Linked DNA regions of Homo sapiens: regions 1 and 3 are each linked to region 2. The links are chromatin loops, found by intact Hi-C in ENCODE. Cell type or tissue: dorsolateral prefrontal cortex. All regions are shown on one strand.

Region 1 (8,000 bases), 130 kb before region 2:
TTGTAAATTGTATTCCATTCCACTCTCCACTGTTTATCTGCCCTGACAGTCCACTGCAGCTCTTGTGTAGCTGGAAGCCCACAGGGCATGTGTGACTTTTCTCAAGCTCTTCCCAGCTGTCTTAAGTGTCTCTGTCCTTCTTGTATTTTTCTATCTGTTGCTTCTTTTTAGAGGTCCCTCTTCCTCTTTCCTTGATTTTCAGTTTTTCTCGCTATATGCATCTCTCTCTCTCTCCCTCAGATTGCCTGTGTCTTGCAGTTTTGTTACCTTACAAACTGCTACTTCGTTTTATCCCTGACTTTCTTTTCTTTGAAATACATTTTTCATCTTTCTTTTATAGTTTATTTGTATTTTTTCTGTTTGGTTTTTGGCAAAGGAGCTCAGCAACTGACCCAGTAAGCTAACACTTTCAGAAAATGTTGAGTGATGGAAAAGCAAATTTTTAAAAATCTCTATTACTTTCCTATCTTCTTTCTTACTTGCTGCTCATTCTAGATGTCCTCATGTCTATTTCATCGTCTGCTTTTATACTAAGCTTTCTCCTCTTAAGCATTGCTTTCCCTACACTTATCTGCTATTTCAGATCTTTAAATATCCTACAGTAGTCAGAATGGGACTGAGTACTGACCTGTGAGATGCTTACCACCAGAAATATTTTGCAAGTTCAGGCTTTTGAAAGAAACAACAGAACTATATATTATGTTTTATATGTCCATTCGGGAAACTTAAGACATATGGGGGCTTGGCAGAAACATCATCAACATTGGAGTAGTGCTCAGTCATTTCCACAGAGAACAGTCTTACAACCTATCACCGTCTTCTAGTAAATGGGTACCAATGCTGATGGAAAATAAATGGGAACAAGAAAGATTTAGGAAATGTTCCCAAGTCTTTTGAGGAAGACTGAATTAATAAAAACTGTGAGATTATTGGAGTAAGGTTGTCTATTCTTGTGTTCTAATATACCATTGAACCATGACCTTTCCAATGCACTACCTGTAAATATAAAGGTATATTTAATAGAAGAAATTTTTCTGATATTCAGGGCTTAAAGGCTCAAATTTGCCTTTAAAATTTTTTTCTCCCAATACTGGCAGGAACAACATTTTTAGATCTCATTCTTTACCTTAAAATATGATTTTCAGCCCAGAAAGCTTTACTCTAATCCAAAATAAAATTTCTGTGCTACAGAACACAGGAGCAAAGATTAGATTCAACTCATCTTTGGCAATCAATTCAGGGAGCTATTTTGCACTCCCTCCTTTTTCCATACCTGCCAACACACTTCCTATGGATGCTTTTCTTCTCTTAACTCTAGAGAAAAACTGGAGGTGAGAAAGTCTGTATTCAATGAATATGGTAGGTTTTATTAATGTAGTCACAGAGATGTTGCATAAATTAAAAAATAGTACATAGTTATCTTTGCATTATTTTTTTCCTTTTAAGATGACTTTGTGTATTTACCACTTAATTTTATAAAACCCTAAAGAACTTTTTAAAAATCGCATCAGATAAAATAAATATTCTTATCTAAATGGAGTTTTGGATCTTCTCCACTTGCCAATAATTATTTTAAAATGAATTTATGGTCTAGAAGTCTCAAAGACCTAGTTATTCTTGAATTTGTTGTTATTGACTAGAGTCAAATGCTAGTAGTTAAATATTTAGCAAATTCTTATGAAGCTAGAAAAGCCATGCATAAGCAGTAAAAACTGTAAGAGATTTCCCCTTGGGTTAAAGAATAAGAAAGTAAAAAGACCAGTTCACCTGAATCAGAACCCTGATGTCCAATGGCTCTTGCTGACACTCTACATGCTGACGGAAGTTTCTTGTTCCTTTTTTTCCAGTTCTTTTTGTCTCCCTATTTTTTCTCTGTATTGAAAATGATGCTCATTTTGCTTCTAAGTGATGAAGGAGAAAGAAATGCCTGTTTCACAGATCAAAAGCAGGCACTGCTTTAGAGCAACACTGGCTGAATGTCTTACATCATAACTCTCTCTGGCTTTATCCATCATCGCCAACATTTTCTCTTTTGCAGCTTTGAGGGTGATGGGGATAGGTCATATATTATTAGTGGAATACAAAGAAACACAAGGGTGTATAAGAAGCCCTGGTTTCAGAACCTCAGTGTGCCAATACCCAAACTAACCCATAGAGACTCGTAGTCTTCTAAGAGTATTTATTTACTTGCAAGTACTTATTGAGTTTCTATTATCTTACCTCTAGATTATTGAAACAGTCTCCTAATTAGTCTCTCAGCTTCTGTTCTAGCCCTTCTTCAGTCTATTCTCAACTCAGCAGTCAGAATGATCCTGTTACAAACTAAGTCATTCATTCAATCCTCTTCTCCAAGGCTCCTCAGTTCATGCAGAGTAAAAGCATAGGTCCTCATACATTGCCACACATGATCCTCCAGCATCTCTTGAACCCATCCTCATTTAGTCTCCTCTCACTTGCTCTACTATACCTCAAAGATTTCCTCCTTATTTTTCAAAGCCACCAGGTAAGCTCCCACCTCAGAGCCTCTGTGGCTGCCCTTCTCTCCACCGGTTTCTCCCCTCCTTCCCCTAGGCACAGTAAGACCTCTCCTGGAGTCCCTATCTAAAATTGCAGCCCCTCCCCCTATGTTCCCTGTCCCCTTTTCTTGCTTTCTTGTTCCCCTTAGCACTTACCAATATGTACCATACTATATATTTTTCTTATTTGTTTATTTTTTATGTTTCCAACTAAACTGTAACCTCCATGAAGGCAGGGATTGTTTGTTTGTTTGTTTCATTCTTATATCTAATGGTGCCTAGGAAAGTGTCTGGCATTAAGTAAACCCTAAATTAATATACTCTGGGTTAATGAACTGGTGAAGGAAATCCAATAGTTAATAAGACAGACATGGTCACTGCCCACAAAGCTATCACAATCAACTGGGAAAGACCATACGCATTTAAAGAAATAAACAATCATTTTAAACTTTGGCAGGTACTATAAACAATGAACAAGATACTGAGGCAGAGGATAGCAGGAAAGCCGATGTAGCTTAGACTCAATGGTCAGGAAAGGCCCTCCTCTGGGTAAGATTTGAAGGATGAGATAAAACTGAACATGAGATGGTGTTGGGATGGGGGCAGTGAGCAATCAAAGAACCGTCGGAATAGAGGGCACAGCAAGTGAAAAGACCTTGGTGTCCTGAGATAGAGAAAACCTTGCTGTATTGAAAGAATGAAAAAGACTTGTGAGGCTGGATCTAAGTTGTCCGAAGAGGAATAACATCATTGTTCACATGTATGGGGCTATACTAAGATGCCAGACACTGTTCTGAGAGCTATTTCTAGATCTGCTCATTAACTCTCCTGATAATCCTATGCAGTGGATAGTATCACATTATCCATTTTATAGGAGGAAACAGGGTACATGGCTTGTAAGTGGTGGGGCTGGAGTTCCAGAAATATTCCATGCATAAGCACAGAGTGCTTAAACACACTTCCTTGGATCCCCGACACACCCACTTAAGTGTAGAATTGAAGCGTAGAATGGGTGTGTTGAGGATCCAAGGAAGTGTGTTTAAGCGCTATGTGCTTATGCATAGGATATTTAAAGATCAGGCAATATAGTTGCCAGAATTTATAGTCCATAGTCCTTTCACCTGTGAAAAAAAAAAATGAAGTGAGGAGAGCAATATATTATCTTGACCTCACAGGGAGGAAGATTGGCGGTACAACTTTTACACAATTACAGAGACAAACAAGTGCAGTGCAAGAATGAAAACCTATCTTGCCTTAGACTCCACAGGTTATCTGCCCTGGATCAATCAGGGATGCCCCTGCACACTCACAGGCCAGGGTCCGCATGCTCTGGATGCAGGGGGCTGTGTGCACACAGGCACACACGTATCTTATTCTCAGCCACTTCCTTGAAATAACCAGGAATACAATCCAAAAGGAGTGCTTTGTGTTTCTGAGAACCCTCAAAGAAGCTTTGAAAGACTTGAAGAGAAATGATCTTAACAAAAGAACAAAAAAAAAAAAAAAAGAAAGAAACTTGAAAGTGAACAGAAGTTCTGAAGTGTGTGGGGGTGGAAGAAGCTTTCTTGGAGAGGAACAGTAAGGAGATAGCTAACTCAAAGCGACCAGAATAGCTTAGCGAGCTGAGAATTGAGAATTTTGTGACTCGGTGGTTCTGCTCCATAGGGACACTGCCGGCTCCCGGGGAGAATGCATCTTACTCTGCCCCCTAGGCAGGTCCAGTTTCTGGACTTCCCTGGCCACACAGCTGGAGATTTCCACATCATATATTCTGCTTGTCTTAGAAAACTGAAGGACTGATTTTCTGGGCCTTCTGACTGACCAGAGAGCGTTCTTTGTGAGAGACACAATAGCTATCTATTCCTTTGTGCAGTGTGCTTTGCCAAGTTCCATGAGGGCAGCGGTCCCTGCTATCTTTGTGTAATTCTGGGCAGTCTGAGTCCCACAAATTGGATTTACACAGCACCTGCGAGTTCTCACACAAGCCCCCTTGTTGGTAATATCATTTGGCATATGTAGCAAGCATTCATTTTTATCATAGTGTTAATTGTTAGCCATGGCAGTAACAAGCCAGAAAAAAGCACAGGCAGAAAAAAAGCCACGTCTGCTCAATTAAAAGGGGTAAATGGCTTGGCGGCACGGCAGGGTGCTGCGGACACAAAGAGCAGGTAAAGGAAGTGACCTGTGGTGTTGAAGTTTATTTGTTTGAACAGCTGAGAATTATCTCCTGACCTAAGTCACCTCCATAACAGGTGGCCCTTTCTGTCTGAGTCCCACAGCACTTGGCTTGAGAGAGTGTCCAATCTCATTCATGTGGAAAAGATCAACTCTTTTTTCCCCCTGTAAGGAAAAAAAAAAAGGAATGTGACTGGCTGTTCAATTGTAATCATTTCTTTGAGTGCCTCTGTGTGGAAAGGATGCTGCCTCACCTATTCCTCAGTTTCCACATCTGTAAAATATGGAAACTACTACTTGCTCTATTTCCCTTCGAGGGCTTTTTGGGAAATCCATACAGTAACAAAAAAAAAAAAAAAAAAAAAAAAGACAACACATTACCAATGCTAAGTGCAAAGTCACAAAGTCATGTTACAAATGTCTACAGGAGCAAAACTACAGTCAAGAACAATGTCATAAGATATTTTAAAATTCATGGCTGTGGATTATTTGTTGAGCACTTGTTTTGCTGTAGCTCCTGGTGACTGGGGGATACACACTCCTTGTGAAGGGCTCTAGGTGTGGCATAGACAGATACCTCTGCTTCCATAGCAGCCTTCTTCTGAACCCCATGCTATTACCTGCTGGACAGTCAGCAGTGGGGCACCATCACTGTGGCAGGTGAAGCACTCTACCCCAAAGAGAGAGAAAAGCTGCCTTTCATTGCAAGCCTCCTCTCCAGACACACTCTGGAGTCACAGCAGTTTTTGTCTGTGTGGCCTTGTCCTAAAATTGCTGGCTGTTCTCCTCATCTTCCTTTCTCTTGGATCAGAGTTAGCACTGGGAGAACCCTACAGGGTGATTGTCAGACCACAGGCATGTTCTGGCTCTGTGGTCTGATAGGCTGTCTGTGGGCCTTCTCTGTGTACCCAAGCCATCTCTGATTACACACAGAGTGCCAGAGAAAAACAAAACACTTTCAGTTTAGGCAAAGTTGAGAAACCCATCAAAATAAACACTGTTGATGGTCACAGATTTAAAAAAGAATATGTAGAGAGATAATAGGTAAAATGCATTGACAGTCACAGACATAGGCTGCGTGGCTGGCTGCCCCTACTGCTTAAAGCACTGTGTGTCCGGAGATCTAAGTGTCATTAGTGGTATTTACGAATCCATCAAATGTGCAGATTTTTACTTTGCAGATCAAGTAAAATAAGGAGAGAGGACGAGAGGCATGCTGAGACTCCATGCTGCTTGAAGAGAAAAACCCTCATTTGTATTCCTAAGCCCTTTGCCATGAACTGCTGATGTCCCCAAACAAAAAGAAAGCTCGTGGTTTCTGTTCTGGTAAATTAAAAAGCCCTTTAGCTTAACAGCAAAGCATCTGTCTACCTTGTTATACATATGGCATCTAATCAGAATGCAGGAGGTCAGGGCAGAGGGGAGTAAAGAAAGTGAAGATATTGGGGTAGAAAGCTAAGGAAAGTATTAAACCTAAGATTTGGGGAGTAAATTAGTAAGGAAATGAATTTTACAAAAGAAAGAGGAGAATAGCAAATGAGAATCAGGGAAGGTAACAAAAAGATAACATCCAAAAGAGGAGCAAGAAAGAATAAACGGGAAAGGTGTGTAAAACTGAAATGAAGTTGGTTGACGATGGGAAAAAGAGAAGGATCGTCCAGCAGCAGATAAAGAGCAGCTGGGGAGAACGTAACAGATTCTGATCGATCGTGATGTCTGGATGAGCTCAGTTTCAGGGCTGTGATAATCTTTACAATGGACTGAGCTTTGCTCTCGGGGTTTATGATCCTGGAAGAACCACTTGATTGACTCATGATTCTCCAATTGATCACTTCATATCAGCAATCTTTGCTTCTATGACTCATCACCACTCAGAACCTCTCACAAAGAAGCTGTTGTGTCTTGAGAACTTTGGTGATATTAATTATTTTTTAAAGAGTATATTAAAACTTAGATAGCCCCTGTTGACATTCCACAAGGAGAAAAATGCCCTAAATACCAATAGCTGCCTGTGATATCCTGTGATAGAAAAGTAATAAAACAAAGTAAAAATTAGGAGGCATGCTAGACTGTGCTTCTATTTCCTTGCTGAACTAAGTCGCAGCTTTGTTAAGAATTATATAGCAGTTGGCATGTCCAGTTGATATTTACTTGCAAAATCATCATTGGCTCTTATACAGCTCATTCTTGACTCTGATACGCCAACGTTCCAATCTACATAAAGGTCTTTGGGGTAGTATGACATGCAGTGATTCTGAGTATGCTTTAGAAGTCTTTAGGCAGTATAGACCTGACTTCAATCTAGCTAGAAAGGTGGAAGACAAAACTCTTTTTCAGCTGAGGCTCTTTCTCAGAACAGAGGCCTTTCCTCCTCTTCCTACACACAAAAAAATACTCAGCCTGGGTAGGAGGAGCTGGCTCTAGCCCAATAGAGCAGATTATTTACCAGTTTCAATTATCTGCACTAATGCTCCCCTTCATTGGTGAGGGTAATTGAGAGTTGAATGTATTTACAAGGACAGGGCTATAAAGCTGAAACAATTTTACAAGGTGTGGTGCAGAAATGAAAAGGTAGAAAAAGAGCTGGTCTAGACAATGCTTTTTGAAAACATATTTCACATAACTCTAGCAAGATTGCTAGGTCCTGAGGGGAGGATGGGTATTTCAGAAGAGCTATTAGAAGTGCTATTAGGTTTTAGGAGATTTTTGTGGAGTTATTGGACATTTCATATTTTAAGTTAGGATGAGGGTATTATCTCTGAATCCAATTCCTTTCTCTCCTTTTATTTCCAAACCCACTCTGGTCTTCATCCTGCTGTGGTGTGCTTGTTCCCAGGAGCAATCTAGCATCCCAGTGGAAAGTGGCCGACCTAAATGTGGCTCTCCAAAGACAAAAAATTTATTCTGGGTATTGTATGATGACCCAGATACAGTATGATATAAAATAGAATATATTACTGTGGGTCTGATAATGTCGATTTCAAGTTTCCTAACCTAGTATCTACTTATAGTATTATTATTTTTAGGTCCGGCTTCTCCCTTTACAAGGAGTAATGACTATGTGTGGCCAACATATTTGGCTTTATTACTTTAACTCTCAATATTCTGATTTCTCTTTAGATCATATAAATCTTTTGCCTTTCTCATTAACTCTCAAAATGAGAAGCCAAAAAGTTTTGTTGCTGTTATAGTTTGATTTTTTAAAGTATACAAATGACATCTGCTTTCAAAAATATTGAAACCACTGGGTTTATAACTTCTTGAAATACCAGTTAGTTTGGTGATAAAAGTTAAACGAGACAAGCATGA
Region 2 (8,000 bases):
ATTTCAGAGCCCCACCACCAATAATGATAATTTAGTAGGTCTAGACCAGGGAACAGAATCTGAGTTTAAACAGCATCATTCTAGTTATTCTCATGCAGTCTAAAATGTGGGAACCATCACTTGAAGCTATAGTTGTTTTCCTTTAATTGTTCTATTTTAAATAAGTACATTATATAGCAAATATACTGTCATATCATTATCCTATAAATTTAGAGGTTAGGGGTATCTACCCAGGAATATTTGGTTTCTCTATTACTTCATTGTGAGAACCTGAACACAATTTACTGTCACAGTTTCCCAACAAATCTAAAAATTTACTGGTGATATTATTTATACTTCTAAAGTTATTTAATAAAAAATATTTAATTAACATCTTATTCTATTATTTGATTATATTCCTAAAATGTAAACTTCTATGATAGTTCATACAGTTACAAATATCCAGCTTGTAAAGAACATATTAGAAAGACTCATTTTTGTTGATGGGGAGGGAATCCCAAGAATTTGCCATTCCCTGGAAATATATTCACCAGGAATTTCCTAGAATTTATGAAATTATACCACATAAATTTCCACCCATGTCTACCCACTGGTAAACTGAGGAGAGAGAAAAATCAGTGATTATTTGTGGATTAAAAATGAGATACATCAGACAGCAACATGTCCTAGGTATCAAAACAAATCAGAGAGTATTAACCTGGAGTCGTGTCATGTAACACAGAGGAAAAAACAGTGCATCATGTTTCAAAGCCTGGATTCTTGTTTGGAGTCATCCACTAACAGTGATGTGGGCATCTGTTTCCTCATCTGAAATTTAAGACTGTGAGACAAGATGATACAGAGACATCCTCTCAGTTCTGACAGTCTGTGTTTTTCATCCACACTTGCAGTGATATAGACCTATCAGGAGGGACGACTGGAATCCTGACTAGATTGAGTTAGATTTAGAGCATCTCAGAGATAAGCCTGCGTGTGGTCTCCTTACAGGATAGCAAAAAATATTGCAGGGCACGCACATAGGCAGGAGTGTGAGGTTTCTAGAATGTCATGGCTGCTGCAGGATAAGGTTGAATTGTGGGTCCTGGAAAGAGGTGACCAGGGAGCTCAGCTGTGACTGAGGATGAGGTGATTAGGGGACAGTTTCTGAGTCAGGCTGCCTGAGGCAGGGGAGAGGGCCTGAGGGCAGGGTCACTTCCTGGAGCATTACCAGTCCTGAGCATCACCACTTAAACATCAGAGAGAAAGGAAGAAAGGCGATAGGTAAGTGACACTTCCCGATATCGCCTTGGGAGAATGGCTTTTGCTTTATTTTTCTTTTCTTTTATTATTTTCAAAAGAAAACATCAGGAAAGCTAGTCAAGCCAGCTGCCTTTTGAGTAAACAAAGAACCAGAGTTCAGGGAGCAAGGGTGGCAGTAAAGATGGATAAGTCAGAGGGTAGGTGTTTTTCTCTCAACATGAATTGTGAGAAGTTTCTCAAAACTTACATTATAAATAAATGATAGTACTAACATTTTTTTCTTTTTTCTTTCTTTTCTATTGACTGACCATGACACTTCTGTCTCACAATTCCTCACCATTTTGCCATGAGGTTTTCTCCTTCCCCTTGCCTAGGTTCAGAATAAAAGATGCCTATATATTAGGTCCCGCCAGAAAAAAAGGCAAGAACTCACGTGTTAGTAAAACATTTAATAAACCTCAGCACACACTTGGCCAAATTCCTGGAAGATCAGAGCTGCATCCCTGAAATTTCTTTTTATCTTGATCCAGTTAACTGCCTGTTTAGAGTAAATGATGTGCTCCCACGTTCTTTATACTGTCCTCCCCATATAAGCATATACACGAGAGGATTATACCTGCTCTCCGGAAGCTTATAATTCAGACGTTATTACCCCTTTTGGAAGTATTCTCTGGGAAGCTCTTTTCACTAATGTTCAATTTCAACAATAGTATTACTATAATAGCTAAGTTTCATTTAGTGCTTAGTGTGTTCTAAGCACTCTCAAAAGTGCTTCATATATATTTAATCATTAACTCTTACCATAACTCTATGCCCTAGGTAATATTATTGTCCCCATTTTACAAATAAGAAAACAAGCACCAAGAGATGTTAGGTGAACTTGCCTAGAGTTACACAAAGAATAAGTGACTGAGCCACTCATTGAAATGCTGCTCTTGCAAGAAAACATAAAATTGTATGATGGTGCCACATAACACATACTTGACACGGGCTTTGAAGGCAGAGAAGCCTGGGTTCAAATAAAATTCAGCCACATACTAGCTGCATGATTCTAGGACAAGTTACAGAACCTGAGGCCATCAGTTATCATCTGTCAAAATGGAGTGAATACTTATAAAGGTTACATGAGGGTCAAAAATAATGTATAAAAGGAGCCTGGTACATAGTTGTCATTCAAAGAGAGCTGCTGATGTTATTAACATTAGTTGACTATGTAATATTACTTAAAACTCTTACTTCCTATTTTTCTTCCTACTGCAATAAAGTTTCTGCCATTTCTTCTCTCTGTGTGAAGTTTTTCTTCTTCCTCGGTCTGTAGCTGGAATGTGCCTTTCTGTGCCAAGCCCACTGACTCATGGTGATATAGCCCACAGAGCAGGGTGCAAGCAATAGAAGGGCCATACCAGGCCACAACATATGTCTCAGATTCCCAGGACAAGCTTTGTTCACGGCATGGAAGAATGGCTGGTTAACTTAATCCCAGGGTTGCATTCTCCGTAATGATACATCTCAGGCCATCGATCCATGGCTTTATTTTCAAGCTTGTTTAAGCAGGAGCTATAAAAAACAGAGCATCATGCACGTGCAATATGGAATTAAGCCTCACACTCTTACCACTCTAATTCTCTTAGATACCTATTTGTTTGTCTTGATTTTAGAAAGCAGAATTCAGTAAAGAAACAAATTGGGGAATATTTTTTAGGGTTATAATCTTCCACGTAATGATATAAACGATTCTGTGTAGAATTGCTATCTTGCTGGTGAGTTGTTTTCTGAAATAATGTGCCCAAAACAGAAATCAGCATTGTTTTTTTGAGGCAATTCACTGTGGCATTGTGGCTGCTGTGAATGTTCTAGAAATTGTAAAATACGCTTTTGCAAACGTAGAGATGGTTTTAGTTTTCTTATATCAATAAGCAGTAGGATTAAATGTAACAGGCTTACGAGAAATGAGGGAAATATTCAATGCATTTTGCGATAAAGAGCAAAGGAAGCTCAAAGCTCCTTCAGCCATAACGACATCCTTGTTTCTTCTTCCTTTTCCTTTCCCAGTGTGTGTATGAAAACCAGGAAACAAGGGAGAATCAAGTGCTGGGTTGGGTGAGGTTAAGAGAATCGGGTTCTCTTCACATTTACCTTGGACTTTTCAGGAACTTTCCTATAATTCATTTAAGCTCAATAAGTTCTATTATCTTCTTTGGTAGAGCTTGTTGGGGGGACTATAGTAATCCTGCCAAGAAAATGTTATCTTGTTCCTCAAATAACAAAAAAGTGATTTGTATAAAAGCAAGGTTCATAATGTAAAATCTAAGTATATTTGAAAGAAAAAATTTCTAAAATATTTGAGTCTCGAGTAAATTCCTTGAGCTTCACACCATACAACTTAGTTCTTGGTAAATTAAAAGTAGGGCTTCTAGTGATTTGCATAAAAACTCTCAAGAGGAGGACCTCAGATACATGGCTTATCAAACTGGCACTTCATAGAGTCTGGGCCATATCAGATCCTTGAATGCTTGCTTCTTAATAGTAACTCCTATATAGTTTCTAAGGGGTTTCGGCTGTCTATATTATGAGGAGTGCATGTTTTTAAGAGCTTTACAGGGGTCAGGAGAATTGGCTTCTCTCTCTTCATTTGCATTTAACGTTCTAAAAGTTCTTAAGCTGGAAATGATCTGAGAACTCTCTCTGGGAATCTATTTCTTAGTTTCTAAATAATCAAACCTATCATCAGTCAATGCACTGTTTTATCTTCCTTCAGGCAAGTTTAAAATATGTACATATATATGTTATAGAAGCTGTTTTTTTTTCAAACCTCATTTTATGAGCCAATATGTTTGTTTCCCAAAGAAAAAAAATGTTTGTTTTCATGATTTTGGCAGAAACAAATGTTTTCTTTGGGGCTGTTCAAATAGTCATATTTTCAAGTTTTCTTGCTTCTTTCTATTGGGGGGAGCACCCCCTGGTGGAATACCATGAAAATGTTTGCCACGTGTTTTGACTCTAATATTCAACAGACAGATGTGTTTTGCAAATATTACTTTTACACAAAGCACACTCAGAACCATTTTGCCAATGTTAATGTCTTGGAAAATTCCATGCCTTCTTTCTAATTATCACCACAGTATTCAGAATGGGCTCCCTTGTTTTAGGTGTTACACAGTTGTGGTCAGAGATGCTGCAGCAGTCTCTGTGGGTCAGAAATGAGTCGGGAAGGGCACTCTGGCATTATGTTCCTACTTGTGGGAAAAAAGGGACCCTTTTCTCCTTTCCCTCAGTTCTTCCTTCTTTCCTTCCATTTCTTCCTGCTACTACAAACAAAATGGCATTTGTTGGAGGGTCTGACTGGGTGAGAAAACAGTCGGCCATGACAGTGCCCAGTTATAGGTAAAGCCTAAGGTACATCTCTTTCCAGAGTAACGTCCCTGTCACTGCAAGCTGGGGGAGATTAACAGAAAGGGAATTTGCTGGGAGATATTCTTAATCCCCCATATCCCCCCAAATATAAATTTAAATTAGTACTAAAAACATATCAGATTAATCAATAAGCCTGTAATTTCTGTATCTTATAGAGAAAAAAGTATCATCCCCAAGGTAACTGGAAAGGATGGGGCACTATTGTTTATCATTGCTGTTGTGTGCTGAATTGTGTCTCCCCTCCTCATAATTCATATGTTGCAGCTCTAACTTTCAGCAACTCAGAATGTGCCTTTATTTGGAAACAGGGTTTTGCAGACGTAATTAGTTAAGATGAGGGTATGCTGGGGTAGGGTGACCAATGTGACTGGTGTCCTTATAAAAAAGGGAAATTTGGACACAGACAAACACACAGAGAACAGTATGTGAACATGAAGGCAGAGATTGCAGTAATACATCTACAAACCACATTTCTAAGAAGAGACCAATCCTACCAAGACCTTGATTTTGAACTTGTAGCCTCCAGAGTTTTCAGACGATACATTACTGTTATGTAAGCCACTCAGTTTGTGGTACTTGGTTACAACAATCCTAGCAAATGAACCTTCCTCTGAACTCAAGTGGTGGTCCCTTCCCACACATAACCTTTCTGAGTAGAGACCAGTTTTTGTAGCTGCTGTTGTTTTAAAGTAAGGACTGAAACAGTTTACTGCCTCCATCAACTATTGCATCATGTTATGCAGCCTGTATTTTCTTAAGAATGAAAATAACGTTTTCTTTATAAAAGCAAGCCAAAATGGACTATAAATTATATAGATGTTTCTTGGCTCACAGAGAACTATAATTCATCTGGAACCAAGTAGGAATGGATCTCCATATTTTTAAATTTTTATATTTTTAAATTTTGTGGGTACATAGTAGGTGTATATATATATATGTGGGGTACATGAGATATGTTGATACAGGCATACAATGTATAATAATCACATCAGCATAAATGGAGTCTCTATCATGTTAAGCATTTATCCTTTCTTTGTGTTACAAACAATCCAATTATACATTTAGTTATTGTTCAATGTACAATAAATTATTATTGACTGTAGTTACCCCGTTGTGCTATCAAATACTAGATCCTAGTCATCCTATTTAACTATATTCTTGTATACATTAACCATCTCTACTTCCCCATCACCTCACTACCCTTCCCAGCCTCTAGTAACCATCCTTCTACTCTCCATCTCCAGGAGTTTAATTGTTTTAACGTTTAGCTCCCACAGATAAATGAGAAAATACAAAGTTTGTCTTTCTGTGCCTTGCTCATTTCACTTAACATAATGACCTCCAGTTCCATCCATGTTGCTGCAAATGACAGGATCTCATTCTTTTTTATGGCTGAATAGTACTCCACTGTGTATATGTACCACATTTTTAAAAATCCATTCATCTGTTGATGGGCACTTAGATTGCTTCAAATTATTGGTTGTTCTGCATAGTGCTGTAATAAACATGGGATTACAGACAGCTCTTTGATTCACTGATTTTCTTTCTTTTGGATATATACCTAGCCATGGGATTGCTGGACCCTATGGTAGTTCTATTGTAAGTTTTCTGAGGAAACTCCAAACTGTTCTCCATAGTGGTTGTACTAATTTACATTCCCACCAACAGTGTACAAAGGTTCCCTTTTCTCCACATCATTGCCAGCATTTGTTATTGCTCATCTTTTGAATAAAACAAGTTTTAACTTGTTTTATTCAAAAGAGGTAAGATCATGTCTCATTGTGGTATTGATTTGCATTTCTCTGATGATGAATGATATCGAGCACCTTTTCATATACCTGTTTGGCATTTGTATGTCTTCTTTTGAGAAAGTCTATTCAGATCTTTTGTCTATTTTTTAATTGGATTTTTAGATTTTTTCCTAGGGAGTTGCTTGAGCCCCTTATTCTAGTTATTAATCCCTTGTCAGATGCATAGTTTGTAAATATTTTCTCCCATTCTGTGGATTGTCTCTTCACTCTGTTGATTGTTTCCTTTGCTATGCAGAAGCCTTTTAACTTCACGTGATCCCATTTGTCTATTTTTATTTTGGTTGCCTGTGCTTATGGAGTATTACTCGAGAAATTTTTGCCTGGCCCAATATCCTGGAGAGTTTTCCTAATATTTTCTTTTTGTAGTTTCATACTCTGAGGTCTTAGATTTTAATTCCTTAATCTACATTGTCTTGGTTTTTGTATATGGTGAGAGATAGGGTTCTGGTTTTTACTTTTCTGCATAGGGATATCCAGTTTTCTCAGCACCATTTTATTGAAGAGAATGTCCTTTCCCCAATGTATGTTCTTGCCACACTTGTCAAAAATGAGTTCACTCTAGATGTATGAATTTGTTTTTGGGTTCTCTATTCTGTTCTGTTGGTCTATGTGTCCGTTTTTACAACAGTATCATGCTGTTTTGGTTACTATAGCTGAGTAGAGACCAATTTGAATGATCTCTGTTACTACAGCTGAATAGAGGCAAATCTGAATTGTCTCTACTGAGCCACAGTAACTTCCCATGGTCCCCAGGCCATCCCATGGTCTCCTGGCCAACTACTTTCAAAAGCACTTAAGACAAAGATGGAAGGTAGATAGCAGGTTGGATGCTGGGCAATATATGGCCAGTCTCCCAAGTCCCAAGTGATTCTTCCCCAATACAAAGTCCTAACAATAACTTTCACTGCCACTGCGCAGAACCTAAATGTAATGGCAAAACTGCTAAAGAGCTCAGAGTCTCTCTCCATGTTCTGTGTTCCCGATAACCTGAGTGTGGTTATTCTAGCAGGCAAACAAAATAGAAACAGAGATATGTGTCACCTGAAATACCTGTGTTGGTTGGAGTTTTCTTCAAAACTCTTCTACCTGTCTTTGATACAGCAGTTCATTACAGCGAGTCTCATCCTCTACTATACAAGGTCATGATTCTCTTGCCCAAGGGACTGTCCTCCATGCTGTTCCCCAAATACAGCAAAACCTTTTCCCCATTTGATCTGCTCATTGTACAGTCTGCATCTCCCAAAGGCATTCTCTGTTGGACATTTATGGAAATCCACTTCATCTTTCAGATCCAGCTTGAGTCCAGCCTTTTACATGAAGCCTTTCCCAGTCATACAAAACCACATCTATGTCTGAATTCCTGTGAGACTTGTTGACTATGCTTTAGCCTCTGTGAAATTCTCTCCCACTTTAAATAGCAAAGTCCAATAAAAGCAATGGTAACTCATTCTATTTCAAAGGTACAACTTACAGTATATTTCAGGCTGCTGGGGATACAGTGGGTAAGCAATACAGGCTTACTTGCTAAAATAAAAT
Region 3 (8,000 bases), 470 kb before region 2:
GCTTTTTTTTTTTCTCCCCCCATCTCCTTTCTGTTTACAATGGGACACTGAAAGAATAAACTCCTATTCCAAATTCATGTGTTTGGCTTACACATATCTTAGGAGGGGTCCCATTATATGATCCTAAGACAGCATTTAAAGCAGGGATGTGATGGGGCAGAAAAAAGATAAAGGAAGAGTAGGAGGGAGAAAAGGTCTAATAACAAAATTGATGATTTCAAAAAGCCCATGATTAAAAGCTAATTTGTTTCCAGGTTTTCTTCCACAGAGAAATTTCAAGTGTCTACTCTATTGTGTAGAAAAATATAACCTACACCAGGACTGAGAATATTTGCTATGTTTACCTAAGAAATCGTTTAACCAACAAAATATTTTGTCTTTATTTAAGATTTTCAACATCTAAAGAAAAATACCAGTAATCAGATAGATGCAAACTTATGTTTTCCAGAAAGTTCTGAGCTTTGCTTTCTCCCTCTTGCTCCTACCTTTTCAATGGCTTTTCCTCTCCAATCAGTGTCCTTACAGATTTCCTTAGCCCTGCAGGTAAGAGCTAGGCAGTTTAGTGATGCTCTATTGGTTTGAAAAGAGAAGCAGTCCTTCCTGGCTAGACAGCAAAGGGGAGAATTATGTGAGGAGGCAGCCACATTAAGAGATACTGAAATGCCCAGAGACTAGAAACAAAGGAATAATTACCAGGGATGTTTAACATCTTTAAAACATGAGATTACTGTAAATATTTAATAACAATGCTTTTGGGTTAGCTAGAAAGTTATAAAAGTATTTTGGAGTTGAGAAGGAATATAGACAGTTGCTTGTCTTCATTTTATAGGACAGCCTCACAGCTGCAAGCAAATCCTAAGAAATGCCAAAAATTACCTTTTGATGAGATTGTCATAAAGCTAATAAGACTTAAGCTTCCAAGCTCTCCCTTTGCACAGACCCTGATATGATTTGGCTCTGTGTCCCCACCTAAATCTCACCTTGAATTGTAATAATCCCCATGTGTCACGGGAGGGACCTGGTGGGAGGTAACTGAATCACGTGGGTGATTTTTTTCCATGCTATTCTCATTATAGTGAATAAGTCTCAAGAGATCTGATGGTTTTATAAAGGGAAGTTCCCCCACACATGCCCTCTTGCCTATCGTCATGTAAGACGTGACTTTGCTCCTCTTTTGCCTTTCACCGTGATTGTGAGGCCTCCCCAGCCATGTGGAACTGTGAGTTAATTAAACCTCTTTCCTTTATACATTACCTAGTCTTGGGTATGCCTTTACTAGCAGCATGGGAACAGACTAATACAGACCCCAATGAATGCTGGGTGTTGTATGGTATTATCAAGTAAGTGAAGAGGAGCAGGGAGCCCAAGTTGCAAAGAGGAAGTATTTCTCAATGAGTTTTTTGGGGAAAATGTCTAGAAATTTCAGAAATAGGAGATAAGAATCTCCAAGCCTGAAGTGATTGGTGGTTATTTGATTTCTAATTCAAAATAAATATTATTCCCTTTTATAAATAATTTTGTATTTAATTTTGTATTCTTAAGAGCTCAAGTTTTGTTTTTTTCTTTTTCTTTTTCTTTTTTTTTTTTTTTTTTGAGATGGAATTTCATTCTTGTTGCCTAGGTTGAAGTGCAATGGTACAATCTCAGCTCACTGCAACCTCCATCTCCCAGGTTCAAGCAATTCTCCTGCCTCAGCCTCCTGAGTAGCTGCATGTGCCACTATGCCCGACTAATTTTGTATTTTTAGTAGAGACGGGGTTTCTCCATGTTGATCAGGCTGGTCTGGAACTCCCAACTTCAGGTGATCCACCTGCCTCAGCCTCCCAAAGTGCTGGGAATACAGGCATGAGCCACCATGCCCAGCCTGTTTTCTTCTTTAAAAATTTTTTTAAAAATTATTTTAAATATATTTTTTTGTGGGTACATGGTACATGTATGCATAGTGTACATGAGATGTTTGGATACAGGTATGCAATGTGAAATAAGCACATCATGGAGAACGGAGTATCCAGCCCCTCAAGCATTTATCTTTTGGGTTACAAACAATCCAATTACATTCTTTAAGTTATTTTAAAATATATTATTATTATTATTGACTATAGTCACCCTATTGTGGTATCAAATAGGTCTTATTCATTCTTTCTAAATTTTTTGCACACATTAATCATTCTCATCTTCCCCCAGCGCCCCCACCACTACACTTCCCAGCCTCTCGTAACCATCCTTCTATTCTCTATGTCCATAAGTTCAATTGATTTGATTTTTAGATTCCACAAATAAGTGAGAACATGTGATGTTTGTCTTTCTGTGCCTGGCTTATTTCACTTAACATAATGATCTTCAGGTCTTTCCATGTTGTTGCAAATGACTGGATCTCATTCTTTTTTACGGCTGAGTAGGAAAAAATCTAATAACCCAATCAAAAAAGGCAAAAGATTTGTATAGACATTTCTCAAAAGAAGACATCCCCCCAATTTTCCAAATCTTAGGACCCACAAAATCTGGATCATCTCTGCAAGCGTTATAAGAGTTAATTCTCCTCTATGATTTTAAACTGATTTAAGATGTGAGAAAGAAAAGTGACTTGGAGCAGTCTGAAGAATGTGAGGTCTGCAAAATTTATCAGGCCCAGAGAAACAGGAGCTTGAGGATTCAGTCACATCCTTTGCAACCATGCCCAGGGGTAATTGCTGAAAGGTATTTTGTTTTTACTTTCTTTCCTGTAGTTTCCAGACTAGCTGATAAATTTCTTCAAATGTTACTACAAGTTACACAATGTGACCCTCAACCACTATCTTCAAGTTCCTGAAATTTATAATATAAGAAACAATATATAGCCAATCAATAGCTGATGTTATTTTAATGAACCAACATAAACTTCTGGTAAACAGCTTAGAAACTATCCCCTAACTTCTTTTTTTCTCTTTAAAAACCCACTTGTAACTGCTGCTAATTGGTGCATATATTCAGGGCAATTTGAATTGGTGACTCCTGAGCTGCAGTTCTAAACCTGGGCCCAAATAAACTCTCTACTTATATTAATTTTGCCTTAGTTTCTTCCTATAGGTTGACAAATGCATTACTTTTGGTGGTTGCTTAAAGTATTGTAGCTTTATCCATTTAAGTGAAAGAATTATATTTGTTAAGAAATAGAAATATATGGTCATGGAGTAAAAAAATTATTGGAGTTGATGAGATGTTTCTTTACTACCACATGGTGGCAGTATCCCTAAAATCCTGAGTGTAAATAAATGTTTTCCCTTGCTTCAAGTGCAAAAACAATGTTTACAAAAGGGAGTGGGGGAGGGGAGCTCTTGAACATATAAAATTGTATTTTGTTTGGCTTGTTTATATTGTGACAGTCCTTTATTAAATCAGCCATGAATTTGATGGAATAAAATACCGTTTTGTTTTTTCACTTTTCAGATAATACATATGGTCTTTTAATTCTGTATCTGGATGTCTTTAATAGTAATTAAAATAAAATCTTAGGCAATGAGAAATACTATGTTTCATATGCTCATCGCTTCTCACACTTGAGGGAGATGTGGGCAGGAGCAGCGATGTCCTATGTTTCTAGGGCTCTGCATATTCCTCAGTGCTTCATACTTTTAAAGAAAACATTAAAAAATACCAAACATTATCATTAATTGGATTATTGCTGAGATCATAAGGGATTCTTTATCTATTGAAAGAGCTGGGATTGTGTTATTACTTAGATAGATTTAAGATATGCTAATTGTCCTCATTATAATAAAATTTGGGAGTAAAAAGAAATCGTTGCAGGCTTTTGTCAGTGTGCTGATGATCTGTCTCCTGTTTTGTAGCCAACTGGACACGGTTGTGGAGATTTTACATAGGTTCACTAGATTTTCTTGAGTAGAAAAGAAACCCACAGTCTCTCTGTGTACTAAACAGACCGTTGGCAATATCTAAACAGCTGTTGGCTGTATGATACATATTTGGCTAAAAACAAACCCATCTGTATTTAATGCATTATTGCCAAAGTGTACTAACATGCTGTTTCCAGTCTGAAAACACTGGTACCCTCATGTGAGACGATCAAATTGAAAATCTCGCAACATGGCTCTTGCACTTCTTGGCTATGCAAACAGAAATCCTAGGAGTGTGCCAGCGGATGGCAGAACCTGTTTCCAGAGGTTTCAGTTGGGAGGTGAAGGGGAAGGCAGTGGATAGACACAGACTAGATCACCCTTTCCCTTGATAAATTCTTTAATTATTTTATCCTGCCTTTCAAAATAATTCCTTAGTATCTATTACCTCTTATGTACTTTTGTATAATCTTTATTTTTGCTGATTAAAAAATTATATTTAATATGAGAAAAATTAGAAAATACAAAGAAAAATGGAATAAAAAGGTCACCCTTTATTCTACCACACAGTTTACATAGATATGCCACTTCTGAGTAAAGTTATTAATTAATGACCCAGGTAATTAACATGAATCAATCAATCCATTTACTAGGATCACTGGGCCTGCATAACAAGTGACAAAATAGACTAAGAGAGGTCAGACAACTTGCTGAATTTGCTTATCTCTTAAGTGCTTAATCAAGGATTCGAACCCAGATTTGTCTTTCTTAGAGCTGGGGCTTTAGCCACCACAGCACATCACTTCACATTAAGAAAATAATACCATTCACAAAATATGTCCCCAGAGGTCAATGGGATATAGACAACTGTTTTTATGATAATTTAAGATGCAGTTGAGACTTTGAAAGCTAGATTATATAATAATTACAACTGTAAACAACAGCTTAGTTTGTCCATGAGTGAAATAATCACAAATGTGCTAAAATGTGTCTATAAACAGTGAGATATGGGATTTCCTAGTATTTATCATTTAAATAAAACATGTGTTAGCTAATGAATTTTTTAAGTTAATTAGTGTAATGGAATTTTCCTCTAAATACTAGCACTTATTTTATTTGACAAAACACTGAACAATTTGGGAAGATTCTTGTAGTTTTTCATGATTTGAATAATGCATAGCTTTTGCTCATTATAGGCAAATGTTCAAATCAACCTCAAAGAACGCTTCACCTGGAAAGCTCTAACTAAATGAGCATTTTTCTCTGCCTACCACTAGCACCAGCTCCCGTAGTAAATAGTCAACAGCTGGAGTGGTAACAGGGAAATCTCAGTGCAACTAATGAGATCCCCATATTTCACAGCTCAGAGGCTGTAAAATATCTTTTTTTAAGAAAAAAGGGTAATTACAAAAATCTCACTTCTTTGTTTGAGTGTAAACCGAAAGAACTGTTACTTTTAAAGGAATGAACTCTCTGTACTAATAATCAAATTCATAAAACTATACAATGTAAATGAGGATAATTTATAAAGTGATTGGTTTTGCAATACACAATGTCACAATCCCATCCAAACAACTAAGATGTGTCTGGAGTATAATTAAATCTAACAATAAATATTTTTAAAACATTATTTTTCCCTACTTCTCAAGTGAAATAAAGAAGTGCTGGCAACATTATGGAAATGTTCAACTAAATGCTGCAACGCTTCATGATACGGAGAATATATTAGTCCCAATACACTACAACATCCTTGAATATACATTTTTAAGCATGTTGACAAAATGCCACTTCCCCAGGAATCCATTTTAAATAATTCAAATTAACTCTGAAAAAATGTTTGCTGAGGCTTTTGTTTGATTCAAGTTTCTCTTCTGCCCCCAGCCTGTGTTTGGTTTTGCTAAAAAATATTTAGAATAAATAGAGCAAGCACCTCTCTGATATACCACTACTAAAATTCCTAAAATTCTAGAACAATTAGAGTTGGGGCCAAACACAAAGTCATAATATTCCTATATTAGAGAAGAATTTCAGTATTCAGGAGAGAAGACAGAAAAAAAAAAAAGAGAGAAATGAAAGAAAGACATGAGTGAACCAGAAAGTCAACAACAGTCAGTGAGTTAGAGAGAATTGAAATGCCACACATCTAGAAAGGTAGGCACAAAGATAAAAAGAAAACAAAAGAGAAGTGTTAATGCTTCAGTGATAGGGAAAGAATGAGGAGAGAATAAGGATGGATTCTAGGAAAGACATCCCTCAAACTCATTTAGTGCTCAAAGCAATCATGTAAAATAATTGTTGACCTTCATGGTGTAGCCTTGTGAAAAGAAGAGGGCGAATGAGTATGATTCGGACTGAGTGCTTATTAATTGCGTGGCCTTGACAATTAATCTCAGAAAGTTTACTTTAAAGGTAAAATGGGAATTTTTGAGCCTTAAACTATATGAGCTGGCATATACAGCAATATCTAACATATTATATGACTTTTAGATTGGTAGATATTTGATTAGTGATAAGTTAGGTTTCACTTTAAAGATTAAACGCTGGGCTTCAAAAAGATTCCAGGGAACTCAGCTTGGAAACAACCCCTTTGTTTGTTTTTAAATGTCTGTAATGCACCTAGCACCATCCTAGCTTATTGTAGGTTCTCAGTAATTGGTTGCTACTTTACACTTCATGGTTTGCCAAGAGCCCTGTCTTTTCTCACCCTGTCTTCTCTCACGCATCATCTGATGAGACCTAAAAAAAGTTGTTATGAAAACATATTCTTTAATACAGCATAAAGAGTTCAATTTGCAAAAACTTAAGGTGGCCCTCTTCACAACTTCTAAATAGTTAAGGGCTTTGTTCCTTTTAAGACCTAAAGCTCTAACTACTTTCCCTCTACCCTGCTTCTTTCATTGCTTCATTCCATCAAACACTGTCTTGTACAACTCCACATTCACTTTCTACAATGCGAAAGGGAAGTACACTTGTCTTCTTTCTGTGCTTGCTCCCTTTCTTAAACAAACAAGAGCTGGTCACACAGAAAAACCCAAAGTAACAAAAGCAAATCCATTTTTGACTCAGATATCCCTTGACTACTATCCTTGTCTCACTCTTTTCAGAATTTCAGAAAAGAACCAAATATTTAGTGACTCCAGGTACTCATCACTCATTACTCACTCTTTCTTAATTTCTCGATAACTGCCCCACTCCTAGTTATTACCCAGAAACTGCTTTTCCCAAGGTTTACAGCAATCATCTCATCAATTATCTTATCACACAGGCAAATAGATTGGTGATGGTTAGATAACTCTGTCAATATACTCAAAACCACCGAACTGTGTACCAATTGTGAATTACATGGTATGTGAATTATATCTCAATAAATCATATACATACATATACATAAATATATATACACATAAGTACATGTGTTTATGTATATGTATGTGTGTATATATTAATAATTTTGTATTTTTATATATTATATTATATAAGCATATATATGAGAGAGATCAAACGGATCTTCAAACAAATGAATTTTCTTATCCATTTCTCCTTGACCTGGCTGCTGTTTTCGGCTTGTCCTTCATCCCTCCCATGTTTGAATCCCTCCTCTCTGGGCTTCTGTTTTGCTGACTCTTCTAGATCTCCTCCTACTAACTCTGATTCTTTCCACCTCATCTCAGTCATTGACTCTTCTTCCTTCTTCTCTCCACTGAACTTGGAGGCTTAAACGATGAGCTGTATATTTTCCCTTTACAGTGTATTTCCTCAGTTACCTGCTTTTTCTTATCACTTCAACTATCATTTCTCTTTTGATTAAATCTAGGTACATACCTGCTACCCTGATCTCACTCCTAACACTGCAACTTGAATCTTTGCTGGCTATCTTTGCCTGGACATCCCTATTCAAAAGTAAGTTTGGCTTCTATGTATCAGGTGCTTATTCTATATTACTTGTCTTTCTTTAAATCATTCAGGGGAAGCTGATTATGAACCAAGATTTGGGAGGGTAGTGGATCTGCTAGCATTGCAGTCCTAGGACTGAAAAGAGGTAGGCTTTTGAGAGTAAACACAATGGCTTAGGCAACAAATGGTATATTAGGTCATATTAGCCATGTTACTCAGCCTATCAAGTTATTTGCTTTTCTCTTTCTCAGCACAGCTCATACTCTCTACTTC

The links. A loop is a pair of places that touch in the nucleus more often than their neighbours do. Peaks named below come from ENCODE experiments on the same cell type or tissue, not always from the same donor. Only the 100,000 strongest peaks of a DNase experiment are listed, where the experiment ranks them.
Region 1: it touches region 2 in a loop (4-fold over the local background); 8 of 110 quality-filtered maps call a loop at or near these places.
Region 3: it touches region 2 in a loop (3-fold over the local background); 9 of 110 quality-filtered maps call a loop at or near these places.

The regions. Positions count from the first base shown.
Region 1 is chr3:117,394,027-117,402,026 of GRCh38, forward strand. No RefSeq gene overlaps it. Among named protein-coding and RNA genes, the nearest start is that of LINC02024, 290 kb to the right of the region's middle. RefSeq lists enhancers at 5,188-5,888, 5,889-6,588. In dorsolateral prefrontal cortex, a CTCF peak has its summit at 4,246; a DNase peak (open chromatin) is centred at 4,335; H3K4me3 peaks cover 2,252 bases; H3K27ac peaks cover 6,044 bases.
Region 2 is chr3:117,522,475-117,530,474 of GRCh38, forward strand. All of the region lies in intron 2 of LOC105374056 (a long non-coding RNA gene), which reads left to right. Among named protein-coding and RNA genes, the nearest start is that of LINC02024, 160 kb to the right of the region's middle. In dorsolateral prefrontal cortex, a CTCF peak has its summit at 4,210 (motif pointing left); a DNase peak (open chromatin) is centred at 4,197; H3K27ac peaks cover 622 bases.
Region 3 is chr3:117,056,017-117,064,016 of GRCh38, forward strand. The region is part of intron 1 of LOC124909415 (a long non-coding RNA gene); the gene reads right to left. Among named protein-coding and RNA genes, the nearest start is that of LINC00901, 140 kb to the left of the region's middle. In dorsolateral prefrontal cortex, CTCF peaks have their summits at 3,219 (motif pointing right) and 3,422; no DNase peak of the experiment used is centred here; H3K4me3 peaks cover 852 bases; H3K27ac peaks cover 4,959 bases.